Linked DNA regions of Homo sapiens: region 1 is linked to region 2. A link is a contact called in ENCODE Hi-C or POLR2A ChIA-PET data. All regions are on one chromosome and are shown on one strand. Each heading gives the region's core, a stretch centred on a gene start or an enhancer-like site at or near the end of the contact. The rest is flanking DNA. Distances are from core to core; before and after follow the strand shown. Region 1 holds the start of ORAI3 (ORAI calcium release-activated calcium modulator 3). Region 2 holds the start of ZNF688 (zinc finger protein 688).

Region 1 (3,358 bases), core at 409-2,908, 380 kb after region 2:
TCTCTGGGGGTTTCTCCTTCCTATGTCCTGCCCCTGCTACCTGCTTCATTGTCCATCCCCTGGGGGAGTGGGTCAGAGGTACTGGAGGGTGCTGAGCCGAAGGGACGGTGGGAGGGGGGTTATGGTGCAAGTGTTGGGGGGGAGAATGGGGAAAGGACACACACAGGATATGGGAGCCAGGGGCTGGGGGAGGTGGAAGGGGCGGGGGGCGGGGCAGACAGCAGACCACCAAGGGTTCAGGGAACAAAGACCAGTTACTTGGAGTGGGGGGTGGGGGTGGGGCCACAAAAGGAAAACCGGAGGAGCAATTGGGGATCCAGGTGTCAGAGGTAGGGGAACCAGGGGCAAGCTGGGGCTGAGCTGGAGGTGGGGATGAGAGCAGGTGTGGGGACAGCAATACCCCCTTGGGGGTCACCTCTCTGCTTCCCCCCTCCCCAGGCTTCAGTTCCTTCCCCCTGACCCTGACTCCTTGAACGTCACTGAAAACGGCAGCTATTGCAAGGAGTGGGGGCCGCGGGCAGCCGCTCTTCAGCTCGCGGCCCAGGGGAGTGGCGAGGGGCGCCCCAACCCCCTGCCCGCCTCTCCGCACAATACTTGAACATTCATCTGTACTGAAGTGTTACTTGAACCGGGGGAATCTCGGACCTGGGGGAGCCGGGGTGTGAGGGGACTGGACCAGCTTGGACTGAGACCTGAGACCGGGCCGGTGGGCGCCCATTTGGGACTGCGCCACCCCCAGGCTTGTTCTTGTTTTACTGTATTGAGCGGCGGCACCCGCCGGACCCGCATTATGGCTGGGGGCGCCAGCCCAAGAATGGGGACCATGGGACTCCTCCAGCCTGGCTCTTCCCACTCTTTCATCGTCATGGAAACTTGTATCCCATTTGCCCAGGGAACTGCCACTCCTGGTTGCCATGGAAATAGCAGCCAACGGACACCTCCCGATGCCAGTGCTAAGGCTGGAAATGGCCCCCTCTTAGTTGCCATGGGAACCTAGTAACAGACTCTGCTGGCCCTCCTTCCCTGCCCCTTCCTCGAGCGCGGGGTGGGGCTTCGGGACCCCGGGGATGAGCCGGGCCAGGTCCCGCCCCTCCGCGCAGGCCTCCGGGGGGCCGGGGCTTACCATGTAGGGGAGGGGAGATCTATCCACATACCTCAGGTAACAGGGAGGTGCGCGGGTGGGGGGAGGGCTGGGCGGACCAAAGGCCGGAGGGGTGGGGCCTGGGGATAGCGAGAGGCTTGAGAATGGGGCCGCTTGGGGGAGGGAAGAGGCAGCCCGGCGAGGGGCAAGCGGGGGACCCAGCCGGGCTGGGCCCCTGGGCCCCGGGTCTGTACAATACGGTTTGCTATAAAACTCAAAATCTTCCAGCCGGGGCTGCGGAGTTCGTGTGTGTATCTGCGGGGTCCCTACCTACAGATGAGTGGGCTCACCTCTCCTGGACTCATTTTGGGAGGGATTTGGAAGTGTGGACACCTGGGGTGTCCAGCTGTACCTTGGAGGGGGCTGGGGTTGGCGTGCACCTCGGTGGGGTCCGGGCGCTTGGATAACGTTCTTGGTGGGTAGGGGTCGCGGGGAATCTCTGCGGGCCCGGGACTGCGGGGACTTGGTCCCCGGCTCCACCCCATCATGTGGCTAGCCCCGGCTCCGCCTCTGTCCCAGTTCCTGTTTTGGCCTCCGCTGTCCCGCTCCGGCTCCTGGGGCTCCCCGCAGACGCTGCTTTTCTTGCTCCACTGGGGGTGCCTCTTCCTGGGCGCCCGCCGCCTGCATCCTGCTCGTCCTGTCTGGGAATGGGGCCGCCCCCGGGCTTGGGCCGGCCCGGCTGGGGCCCCCGAGGCGCTTCCGCCCCGTAGTGACCGCCTGGTGCCGCCCCCCCCCCAGGATGAAGGGCGGCGAGGGGGACGCGGGCGAGCAGGCCCCGCTGAACCCTGAGGGCGAGAGCCCTGCAGGCTCGGCCACGTACCGGGAGTTCGTGCACCGCGGCTACCTGGACCTCATGGGGGCCAGTCAGCACTCGCTGCGGGCGCTCAGCTGGCGCCGCCTCTACCTCAGCCGGGCCAAGCTCAAAGCTTCCAGCCGCACGTCTGCCTTGCTCTCGGGCTTCGCCATGGTGAGGGGCCGGGAGGGGTCACACCCGGTGGGGCAGAGCAAGTGGGGGGCACAGGTCGGGGGGGGGGCGAAGTAAACAGGTCCCAAGGGAGACAGGTTAAAGGGGGCTTTCGTCAAAGGGGGAAGGAACAAGGTCCCGCGGGACTGAGCAAGTCCCTTCTTACGGATGTGTGTGTACAGGGGACCCCAGGAGACGGGGCCACCGGAGGACACGAAAGTCCTAAAGGTGTCGTAGTGGGAGTGGGGTGAACAAATCGCTGGTGGGGTTGACTGCAACAGTGAGGCAGAGTGGTCCAGATGGAGCCTGTACCTGGCAGAAGTGGTTCCTAAGTCCCAGTGCCAGCTTCAAAGGCAGGTCAGCTGGGTGGGGGCTGCATCAACAGGTGGGGGGCTCGAGATGGATTAGCTGGGTGGAAGGGTCACCCAGCTGAAGGTGGGCCCGTCCCAGGGAAGGTGGCCACTCTCCAGCGGGCCCAAGGGGTGCTAGTGTCAACCAGGAAAACTGACAAGAGATCATGCCCGGGAGGGAACCGCTGGGGAAGGAGGCTGATGAGGAAACTGATAAGCGAGTCTCAAGCTGATAAACCCCAGGTGCAGGAGGACGGTGTTGGCTAACGGTCTGCCCCAGCAGTGGCCTCACAGGAAGTGGGATGGAGGGAGGTCCCAGGGTGAGGATCAGCAGACACAGTCCTGGCTCCTCCCTGCTTGTGGCCAGCTGTGTGACCCTGGACAGGCCTCCACCCCGCTTGCAAGCCAGTGGGAAACTGAGATCATGGAGGGTGCGCCCTCTGTAGCCAGCCAAGTAACCGCCCCAGGGTGAGCCAGGCATGTCAGAGCAGGTCACGTACCAAGGATGGCTCAGACTAGCCTGCTAATTGGACAGGTGTGGAAAGTAAAAGCCTTGCCTCTGGGCAGGAGCGAATGAACTGGGACCCAGGGTTGCTGCTCTGTTAGTCTGGGGTTGCCCCACCATCACCCCAGGAAAAAGGAGAAAGTGAGCTGCAGGAGGTACTTTGGGGAACGCACTCCTGTGGGGGTGGATATCAGAGGCGGTTGGGGTGGGGACCATGGCGCTAGGGGATCTGGGCTAGTCCCTGCCCTGTCTGTGCCACAACCTCCATATTTGAACAATGACAGGGAAACTCTCTAACCCTAAGGGTCATCATAAGCCTATGGTCTTCTATGTGGGGTCCCAGAATCCACAGACCAGCTTACCTTTCATGATGGGGGCATCACCTAGGGACAGGATGT
Region 2 (3,320 bases), core at 60-2,559:
CGGTTCCTCTTCCTTCCTGTTTGGGACATCTCCTGGGAAACCGGAATTAAGTTACACTTACAAACACTTTTGCACAGACTGTCTCAGGTTATAGAATGCTTTTCACTTAAGGCAGTGAGGGAAGTTCTGTCCAGTGATTAACACACAGGCTTTAGAACAAGGTAAACAGGATTCAGATCTCCTAAAAGTGCCTTATCTGAGCCTTGGTTCCTTATGCATCAAATGGGAATAATAATGGCTTTTGACTTCACAGCGTTACTGGTTTAGCTGAGTAGATGCATGTTAAGCACTTAGGAAGTGCTCAGGAAGCAGGGGCTATTATTTATTTATTTATTTATTTATTTATTTATTTATTTATTTATTTTTGAGACGGAGTCTCACTCTGTCACCCAGGCTGGAGTGCCTGGTTGGACTGGGCTCCCAGTCCTCACAGGACCGCTGTCCCATGTTCTGAAAACTTTGTACCAGGTCTGCCTTCTTTACTCCTCTAGTACCCAACACAGTTGAATTTCTTTAGGGATGCTGGAAGTGGGGGCCTGAAAAGAAACTCTGCTAGACAGGAAGCCCTGGAAAACCAAGTGGGGGGACCCGGGACTATCCCTCACCTCTCCGAGCTCCTCCCAGTCTTTCCCCCTTCTCAGGATCCTGGGCGGCGGGGCTCCAAGCCTCACTCTCCTGTTCCATCCAAGAGATGAGGGCTGGTTTGGGGCCTGGGAATCCTGGGAGAGAACAGGGATCACAGCGCGGGCCTGAGAGGCCATCGTGGGAAGATGGCATTCCCCTCCAGGCTGAGGGCACCCCCTCGGAGCTTATACTCAACCTGGAAGGGGCTGCAGTGCTGCTGCCTGAATGAAATGGATGCGGGTGAAAACACTCCCGAGGGGGTACCTGAAGCCCTGGGAACGGGAGGTGGCTGCTGGTGTTGGTGCAAGAGTGCGGGATTAGGGCTCACAGTCCTCTCGGCCCTTCTACATCATCTCCCCTGTGAACCCGGTGAAGGAGGAGGGGGCTCGGACCCGGGGCTCTCACCGAGCGCGCCCAGGTGGCCGTAGGTCTCCTGCATCACGTCCCGGTACAGAGCCCTCTGCGCGGGCCGCAGACAGCCCCACTCCTCCGGGGAGAAGTACACGGCCACGTCCGCGAAGCTCACAGTCCCGGGCTTCCTGCAACCAGGCCGGGTCTCCCCGGGCCTCGGCGCCAGGAGCGGGGCTGGGGGCGGCGCCATGGGGCCTCGCAGCCCCGATCGGCGGCCGCCAGGTCCCTGGAGCCGCCGCCTCCCCGCTCCCGGCCTCAGCTGTCGTTGTCCACAGGAAGGGCGGCCCCGCCCAGCCGTGGCGTCCGAACGCAGCCGAGGCAACCGAAGTAGCAGGGACTGGCTGCTAGGGATTCGAGGATTCTGATAGGGACAAATATAATTCCTCAGTGTTTATTCACTTCATGGCCGCTTGGACATAGACACCCGGGTTAAGGGACCCGGAAGGTGCCTTCTGAAAATATGGCGACCACCCTTCAATTGTCACAGGCTGCTCTTAAGGGCGCCATTATTTGACCATATCAAATATGGAGCCTTTCTGACTTCTCTGGCCTCATCGTCCCACTTGCCCTTAAATAAAGCCGCTTCGGCTGCTTTTTCTAGTGGGGGAGGCGGGGTGTCTGGGAAGTAGAGGAGAGGCTTCTTGCCTTCAAGAAAGATGTAAGGGCCCGAAGCTTCACTTACCCCTCTGTACCCGCAATACGCAACGGCCGATGATTGGCGACGATCCCGGAAGAAGCTGCGCGGTGATTGGCCTGGGACTGGCGGGGCATTTGAAGGGACCCCGCGGTCCTGAAGCCTCTGTTGACAGACTGGAGCGCAGCGGAGACCTCGGCATCTGCGGTGCTCGGGATTGTGTCCCCTACGGTCTCTTACCGTGCCTCCCGATGGCGGGAGCTGGAATTTGGTCCCCAGACCCCTTGGGAAGACGCGCACACCCTGGCAAACCATGTGTACACCCGCGGTAGAAGCAGGTGCGTGTTTTACAGTAGCTTAGCTGCGGAGTCCACCCAGCCCCTGGCATCCGCAGCTCGGCTCGCTCAGGCTCTAGACCGAAGCTGCAGGCGAAGGAACGTGCTTGGTGAGGATGGAATCGGAATGGGGAAGTTTTAAATTAAATAGTAATTGTTGCTAACATACATGAATTTATTTTTTGTTTGTTTTGAGACAGGGTCTTGCTCTGTGGCCCAGCAGTGCGATCCTAGCTCACTGCAGACTCGACCTCCCGGGCTGAAGCGATCTTCTCACCTCAGCCTCCCGAGTAGCTGGGACCACAGGCGCACACCCAATGCTTGGCTAATTTTTAAATTTTAAAACAGAGACAGGGTCTTGCTATGTTGCCCAGGCTGGTCTGGAACTCCTGGCCTCAAGCAATTCTCCTGCCTCGGCCTCCCAAAGTGCTGTGATTACAGGCATGCGCCACGGTTCCCAGCCATTTCTACTTTTTCTTTGAGAAGGAGTTTTACTCTTGTTGCCCAGGCTGGAGTGCAATGGCGCTATCTCGGCTTGCCCAGGCTGGAGTGCAATGGCGCTATCTAGGCTCACCGCAACCTTCGCCTCCCAGGTTCAAGCGATTCTCCTGCCTCAGCCTCCCAAGTAGCTGGGATTACAGGCATGAGCCACCATGCCCGTCTAATTTTGTATTTTTAGTAGAGACGGGGTTTCTCCATATTAAGTCAGGCTGGTCTCGAACTCCCGACCTCAGGTGATCCTCCCGCCTCAGCCTCCCAAAGTGCTGGGATTACAGGCGTGAGCCACGGCGCCCGGCCCTGCCATTTCTACTTATTTACGTTGTTCCAAATTATCAAAGATAGCATCAACTTTCAAATCCTAATTTTTTTTTTCCTGGGAAACCTTCCTCCTTTAGCCTTCAGTCTCCTCTCTAAACTGGGTTGGGCCTCAGTTCTTCTCATACCGGGTCTCCCCTTCCTGCTGTCCTGGGTTGTATCTTCCGCTTCCTAGATTTAAGGTCTTTATTTTTCAGCCAAGATGGGTCATCCTCATGGCTGGTGGCATTGGACTGTAAATACTAGTTGCCTTCATCCCCACATTTGGAATATACCTGCAATCATACAGGATGCAGAATACTGTTTGCTAAGCGTGGGGCTGGTTGCTGGAGATAACAAGCAAGGCCTACCAGGTCCCTGCTGTCATTCTGGCTCTGGATCTACTTGCTTGGCTCCCCTGCCAGCCCTAGTATATCGAGCCTTCCTTTTTATTCAATAGTGTTTTTTATTGCTGACTTTTCAGTCAAGATTTCTTTGTGTTTTCTGGCCTACCCTTGCTG

Evidence for each region. Hi-C counts contacts between places; a loop is a spot of excess contacts on that map. ChIA-PET counts read pairs that join two places held with the same protein, here RNA polymerase II (POLR2A). Pooled maps may share reads with other maps.
Region 1: a loop to region 2 is called in a pooled map, with 3 times the contacts of the local background. The contact joins the promoter of ORAI3 here to the promoter of ZNF688 in region 2. A Hi-C loop is called at or near these places in 1 of 168 maps with a recorded cell type or tissue (naive thymus-derived CD4-positive, alpha-beta T cell) and 6 of 50 pooled maps. POLR2A ChIA-PET finds 5 or more read pairs at or near these places in 3 of 52 experiments (CD4-positive, alpha-beta T cell, WTC11 and naive thymus-derived CD8-positive, alpha-beta T cell).

Annotation. Positions count from the first base shown.
Region 1 is chr16:30,947,410-30,950,767 of GRCh38, forward strand. It overlaps ORAI3 (ORAI calcium release-activated calcium modulator 3), which reads left to right and starts at 1,659. Exons shown (of 2, transcript NM_152288.3): 1 at 1,659-2,108. The coding sequence starts at 1,881. It overlaps FBXL19 (F-box and leucine rich repeat protein 19), which reads left to right. Exons shown (of 11, transcript NM_001382779.1): 11 at 1-1,374. RefSeq lists silencers at 1,085-1,334, 1,705-1,964, 2,005-2,054 and enhancers at 1,978-2,496, 2,785-3,014, 3,015-3,358.
Region 2 is chr16:30,570,405-30,573,724 of GRCh38, forward strand. ZNF688 (zinc finger protein 688) reads right to left here and starts at 1,310. Exons shown (of 3, transcript NM_145271.4): 1 at 1,030-1,310; 2 at 606-719; 3 at 1-32. The coding sequence starts at 1,225. RefSeq lists an enhancer at 1-215 and a silencer at 1,078-1,317.